2 separate regions of the Homo sapiens genome follow, and region 2 is linked to region 1. A link is a loop called in an ENCODE intact Hi-C map of the cell type or tissue named here. Cell type or tissue: heart right ventricle. All regions are shown on one strand. Links, peaks and the distances in the headings refer to the core of each region. The heading gives the core; the rest is flanking DNA.

Region 1 (2,500 bases), core at 1-2,500:
AGGAGCGGATGACAAAAACCTTATAGAGCGTCCTCCTTCCAACAATAATTCTCCAAACCCCGCCCCCTACTCCGCCAGTGCCCCATTCACAGCCCGAAACATCCGACCGGTATTAGTAATAGTTCATAATACCACCACTTGAGGCTCAGAGCCTGGGCAGGCAGCTAGAATTTAGCAACGTTATTTCGTTTTCATTGTGTTTATTTCTGTTGATGGTAAGGGAAACTGATTTTCCATTTAAATTATCTGTGTATTCAGTTGAAAGCGCCAGTTTGACCACAGCAGTGAGTCTCGCTGCACCGGATGGGTTTGGTTGTGGATAACCTAAGCTGCAGGCCGGACTCGGAACTGCCCGGGACACCGCCTCTGGGTTCTGAGTCCCGAGCGTCGTTGAAGCATGAGAGGAACTACATCAGACCCCAAAATAGTCTCTCCTAGGAAGTCAGGATGGCCGAGCGGTCTAAGGCGCTGCGTTCAGGTCGCAGTCTCCCCTGGAGGCGTGGGTTCGAATCCCACTTCTGACAAGCGCTCTTTTCCGGTATTTCAGAAGAGAAATCTTCGACGACCGCACACCAAGAGAGGCCCTCAAACACAGAGGACCGTACGTTTTACACACAATCCAAAGTCTAAATGAATGTCTGTGGGGAAGAAAAAGTCTGACAGGACGTGGTCGTGTGATTCTGAACTCCCAACTTCGGAGGAGGTTGAGGCGGGAGGATGTCGCCACCACACTCCAGCTTAGGCGACAGAGCGAGATTCTTTTTTAAAAAAGAAAATGCTCGTTAATAAGAAAATACTCGTTTTGTAAAACAATTAAGATTATGCGAACATATACGCACAAGACATCATAACCTCATTGATCTGTAAAAGAATAAAAAAAGATTATAAGAACATATACACAGAACACATACACACAAGACATCATAACCTCACTGATCTGCGGTGTTGATGAGGAAAAGTAATTGAGCTCTGTCAGAAGTGGGATTCGAACCCACGCCTCCAGGGGAGACTGCGACCTGAACGCAGCGCCTTAGACCGCTCGGCCATCCTGACTGCTTGCAGTGTGTGGCGCATAAAGCCTCTTCACAAGTTCTGCAATATGCGCATGCGTAGTGGGCAGCGAAGACCCACTCCTAGTTGTCCGCCCGGCGTTGGGTGGAGCGAGATACACTCACTTGCTCCAATGGGCGTGGAGAGATGGGACAAGGAAGGTCAGCGCGATGCACCTAGGCGACGCCAGAGGGTGCGCAAGGCCTACTAGAGAAGGCCGAGACCGAAGACTGTTACTTCAATACACATGCATTCGTGCCTCCAGCCTGTATTCATTCTGCATTCATACATGTACTATCATGTCAGCTTTGATTCCTGAAATCTGCAAGCAACCTTGCATTTCCCTTGTGCACAATGCAATCAAGTCCGTATACCTGCACTGATTCGCAGACATTTCCGTGGGCTGGCGCCCAATCTAGGTAAAGCCCAGGTATTGCAAGGCCGCCTGGCACTCTTACCGCGCTCTCCTTCCGAATACTCGCCCCAGCTGCAGCTTCACATTTGTATATGTGTTATAATTCATTTACTCAGGCTCCGGGATAGAACGAGGCCTGCAGCTGCACAGCCAGACCCGCCCTATTCCTATGTCCCCAGTGCCCAAACCGTACCCGGCACACAGTAGGTACGCAGGGAAGATCCCATGGATTCATTCTTCCCTCGCTTCCTCCTTCCTGCATCCCCTCATTTCGTGACTCATCTCTCTTTTCCTGGCCCCCGCGGCATCTTCCTCTCTTCCCTTCCACCCCCTCTAGGCTTACGCACGCCGCGCACAGGCTGTTTCCAGGGACCAGAAGACCTCGGTACCGAGAGGGTGCCCTTCTCCAGAAGGATTTCTAGGATCTCAGGGGGCTGGGCCGCTGACCTGGTGTGTAACAATTACACATTAATTAATGAATTCCCTCATTAATGACTCATATTCCTACAATGGCAGCTGCTGCCCCTCTCTGTACACAGGCACTAGAAGAGAGGGTCCAAGACCCTCGAACATCTCTGAGCCAACTTTGGAGTCCAGGGGTCAGGCCTAGAAGGTGTGAGCAGTGGGGTCACATTAACCTCTTAGTGCCCTCGGACTTGTCTGAGATGGTATCACAGAGCGGCCTCGGCCAGAGAACAGCAGCACTTACCACCCTTGGATTAGATTCCCTTGAGATGCTTGGAGCTTGGGATGCAGCCCCATGGGGGTGGGCAGAGGTCCTGGTTATCTGAAAGACAATGAAATCCTCCTCTTTCCCTGTCCCAAATGTCCTCTCCTCATTGACTGCCAGAATTCTTTCCTTTAGGTTTAGCACTAAACTCTTTTGTGTCCTCTTCTAAAATACAAATTGCCCTGGAAGCTGGAAAGAAAGTCAACAAACATTTATTAAGCACTTGCTATGTGCCACTCTTCTAGATGCTGTGAACAAAACAGAATTTCCACTCTCAAGATACATTCAGGCATGGAGCGAAGGGA
Region 2 (4,400 bases), core at 1,901-4,400, 71 kb after region 1:
AACAAATATTAAAAAATGCTAATCATTGGTGGTAGAGGTTTTGTTTGTTTGTTTGTTTGTTTGTTTGAGGCAGAGTTTCTCTCTTGTTGCCCAGGCTGGAGTGCAGTGGTGCAATCTCGGCTCACCGCAACCTCTGCCTCCCGAGTTCAAGCAATTCTCTCCCAGCCTCCCAAGTAGCTGAGATTACAGGCACCCGCCACCACACTCAGCTAATTTTTTGTATTTTTAGTAGAGACGGGGTTTCACCATGTTGGCCAGGCTGGTCTCCAACTCCTGAGCTCTGGTGATCCACCCACCTCGGCCTCCCAAAGTGCTGGGATTATAGGCGTGAGCCACTGCGCCCAGCCATTGGTGGAGATTTGAAAGTCTTTGTACGATTCTTTCTTTTGTATTGTTGAATATTTTCCAAAACAGAAATTTTAAAGAGACAAAGCAAAATTCTGCCCATCTTCAGATGGAAAGATCATCTCTCTCACCCACCTTTCTTGTTTCCCCAACAAGCATGCAGTTCTCCCTTCCTGCCCGAGCCCACAGCCTCTAGCCCTCTGGTAGGGCTGGCAACTTCTCTCTCCTACTGAGCTACAGCTCCTGGGGGCAAGGACTTCAGCTCACTTGCCTTTGTGTCCCCCATCCCACCACATTGCCTGGCACACACCGGGCTCAATAACAGATACTAATGCCTCCTGCGTGCCAGGCACTGTGAAAGTCCTTAGTTTTATTCACTGTCGTGGTGGCTTGATGAGGTGGCTGTTTGCATCCCATTTTACATATAGGGAAGCTGAAATGCAGAGAGAGGTTAAGTCACTTGCCCAAGGGAACACCCCTTATCCGTGGTGGAGTCCTGCTGATGTATTTATTTATTTTTTTTCAGATAGGGTCCCACTCTGTGCCCAAGCTGGAGTGCAGTGGCATGATCATGGCTCAATGCAGCCTCAACCTCCCCAGGCTCACTTGATCCTTCCACTTTAGCCTCCTGAGCAGCTGGGACTGCAGGCACAGGCCACCACACTAATTTTCGTATATTTTTTGTAGGGAGGGGGTTTCACCATGTTTGTAGAGAGGGGGTTTTGCCAGGCTGGTCTCAGATTCCCGGGAATCTGCCTCTGCCTCCTGCCTCGGCCTCCCAAAGTGCTGGGATTACAGGTGTGAGCCACCACATCCGGCCTGGAGTCCTGTTTAGCCTTGGGTCTGGCTAGCCTGAAAGCCTGGTTATTGTGTCCAAATTAAATCTAAATTCAGTTCTTAACATCCTAATGAGATAGATGGGGGTGATCATTCCCATTTTATGGGAGTAGAAGCTGGACCTGGGGAGGGTAGAGGGTGTCCAAAGGGTCAAATGAGGAAAAGCAGAGCCGTGCTTTGCATTTTCGCTTCTATTTTATGCCAGGCTCTGTCCCGTACCCTATGGACATAAACTCACTTAGTCTTCACATTGGTCCTCGCAGTGAGGGTGGAGGCAGGTGGTGGACCCTACTGGTCTTGAGCTCAGACCTCAGAGCCAGCTGGCTGGGACGAATCCAGGATCCCTCATTTCCTGGCTGGTGAACCTAAGAAAATGTCTTTTTTTTTTTTTTTTTTTAGACAGAGTCTCACTCTGTCACCCAGGCTAGAGTGCAGTGGCGTGATCTTGGCTCACTGCAACCCTCTGCCTCCCAGGTTCAAGCGATTCTCCTGCCTCAGCCTCCCAAGTAGCTGGGATTACAGGTGTGCACCACACCCAGCTAATTTTTGTATTTTTAGTAGAGACGAGGTTTCACCGTGTTGGCCAGGCTGGCCTCGAACTCCTGACCTCAGGTGATCCACCCACCTCAGCCTCCCAAAGTGCTGGGATTACAGGCGTGAGCCATCGCACTCGGCCTCCTCCTCTGTTCTTACATGAACAGAGCAGAAAGAACACGACCTCAGTTTTTATCCCTCCTTGTCCCTCTCTGGGCCTCAGTTTCACCAGTTATAAAAAGAGGGATTGGACATTGGGAATGAGAAGGCTACTAGCTTCCCATGTGCACAGGCCAGGACAGATTCTCTGAGCATGAGTGGACCTTGGCTCCTGCCAAGGGTGTTCCGCTACTTCAAGAAGTATCTAGCCTCCTAACCCCTAACCCCATGCACCAGGCAGCCCATTGGGTTGGGTGGGGGGGCGGGGGGGGGTGGTTGAGGAGAGAGAGGTCCCTGGCCTTGGGATCTGTGGCCCCTCTGCCCAGCCCAACTGGCTCATAGCGTGGGATGCTGGCTCCACAACTGGTTTCCCTCAGATTGGCAGCCTGGAGACACCAGTACAGCTCAGTCCTATACCAAGGCAGAGCTGCTGACTCTTCTGGAGTCTCAGGGATTGTTGCCACTGCCTTTAGGGAAGGCTGCCATGAAGGCAGACTGTGTTCTAATGTGCTCCCAAGGCTGGCAAGCCTCTGCACCCTTCGGTGAGAGCCTGTTGGAGGGCCGGTGCTGGGAAGCCCTCTCCCCATTGCACTAGCCCAATGCTCTCTTTGGGCAGATAGAGAACTCAGGCCCCACGAGAGGCAAGCCTTATCCAAGCCACGGCTACAGAGTTGAGGAGCCAAGAGCCACAGAGTTATCGGGGATGGGTTGGCAGCCACCTTGTTCTTTGGGCTAACAGGGGCCAGAGCAGAGGTGGGAGTGGGTGCAAAGCAGGGAGCGGGAGACCGGGAGGTGGAGGCAGGGAGGCCAGGGCTCTCTCCTGGGTCCTGAGCTGTCCACATTCTGCTCATCATGGTGGTGGGAGGGGAGTTCTCCACTCTGATGCTGTGGATAACCTGGGGTGGCTCCGGGCCTCAGTTTCCCCATCTATCCATATGAAGTTGGACTCAATCCTTCTTTCAGCAGACCCTGCACCAAGCCCCTGCTGACTTCAGGCTCCCTGCTGGGCTCTGGAGATGCATAGATCAACAAGGTCCCCCAGGAGCTTGGGATTCTAAGAGGGGAAATTTAGGGGTCCATCCTGATGTGGGCGAGGCATTCTCTGGATCAAAGAAGAGCTTGTCAGACCCAGGATGGAGGGGCCCTGAGTCTCTCCCGGCCCCTTGGCGCCCCGCTCTCTATTCCACGGCCTGCTGGCCTTTTGTGTGTTGCCCACTTAGGATCAAGGGCCCCAGGCCAGATCCTAGGGCATGTTCCCAGCTTGTGGCAGGAGAGGAGGCCTTTGTACCCAGGCAGGCCCAGTCCAGCCTCCCGGGGAAGGTCCCAGTATGACAAGCCTAGGATGGTGAGAAGCCCAGGGACACAAAGCCGGCTTGGTTCCTTGGCAACATCCTGAGGAATCCAGCGGCTGCACACTGGCTCCCTTCCTCTCCCCTCCCACCCTCCTGCCTGCGGGGGCTGGAGGCGGAGGCAGCCAACCCCATTATAAAAAGCCACAGATCTCTGGCGGCGGCAAGGGGACAGCACTGAGCTCTGCCGCCTGGCTCTAGCCGCCTGCCTGGCCCCCGCCGGGACTCTTGCCCACCCTCAGCCATGGCTCCGATATCTCTGTCGTGGCTGCTCCGCTTGGCCACCTTCTGCCATCTGACTGTCCTGCTGGCTGGTAAGTGGGGCTTGACTTGGGCACAAACAGGGTAGGGAGCCCCCAGCCCCTTGTCTATCCCTCAAGCCTGACATCAGGGGCCCCAGACCCTGCCTGGGTAAAGCTCAAGGCCGGTGGCAGCCGCTTCCCCAGGGATGTGCGAGAGGGGGCTGGGCACCTCGCTTCCCCCAGATGCAGCGCTGGACAGATTTCCAGTTGCCAGCGACCGCCCTGCCTGGCCCAGCGAGCAAAGTGGCTGTGCCTGGAAGCACAGAGAGGTGGTGTGGGTGGCATAAGGGAGCCAGGTGTGGGTGTGCCAGGAGGGCGGGGGTGGAGAGAGCCTGCAGAAGCTCCTGCTGGGCACTGGGGTGGGAGGCCCTGGCTGACAGTGGCTGGCTCTTTCCATCAAGCGTTAATGTGTAACCCGCAGCCCTGGCCCTGGGCCAGGCCACAGTTGGGACTTTCTCCTGTCCTGTTTTCAAAGCCCCCAGGATTAGGGGGCCCAGGACCAGTGAAGGTCAAGGTCACTGCAGCTCATGGTTGGGGCTTGCCACTGCTGTGCTAGTCTATAGCCCCAGTTGCTCTGCCTGTGTCTACCCGTCATGCTGTCTTCCTCCTCCAAGCACAGTGTAGAAAATGCTTTTGCCTCTAGTCACTTGCTTACTGAAGCCCAGGACCTGGTAGGGGTACATAATTAACCATCCTACCTGATATGGATAAGATGGAGGCCCAGAGAGGTTTAGAAACTGGCCTGACAATGCACAGCCAGCAAGTAGGGCAGGAGAAGGTAAGACACATGGGACTGAATGCAGGAGAGAGCACAGATGCACACTCACCACCTCTGTGGGCCACATCACCTCCATGAACCGCTAGCCAGCCCCCT

What was found. Hi-C counts contacts between places; a loop is a spot of excess contacts. Peaks named below come from ENCODE experiments on the same cell type or tissue, not always from the same donor. Only the 100,000 strongest peaks of a DNase experiment are listed, where the experiment ranks them.
Region 2: a loop joins it to region 1, with 8 times the contacts of the local background. A loop is called at or near these places in 49 of 110 quality-filtered maps.

Annotation. Positions count from the first base shown.
Region 1 is chr16:57,299,510-57,302,009 of GRCh38, forward strand. TRL-CAG2-1 (tRNA-Leu (anticodon CAG) 2-1) reads left to right here and starts at 442; the gene lies at 442-524. TRL-CAG2-2 (tRNA-Leu (anticodon CAG) 2-2) reads right to left here and starts at 1,053; the gene lies at 971-1,053. RefSeq lists enhancers at 166-295, 706-765 and silencers at 416-625, 916-1,085. In heart right ventricle, for the core only: CTCF peaks have their summits at 252 and 1,226; DNase peaks (open chromatin) are centred at 422 and 1,132; H3K4me3 peaks cover 1,967 bases; H3K27ac peaks cover 2,280 bases.
Region 2 is chr16:57,369,101-57,373,500 of GRCh38, forward strand. CX3CL1 (C-X3-C motif chemokine ligand 1) reads left to right here and starts at 3,390. Exons shown (of 3, transcript NM_002996.6): 1 at 3,390-3,538. The coding sequence starts at 3,469. In heart right ventricle, for the core only: a CTCF peak has its summit at 3,396; a DNase peak (open chromatin) is centred at 3,341; H3K4me3 peaks cover 1,531 bases; H3K27ac peaks cover 2,161 bases.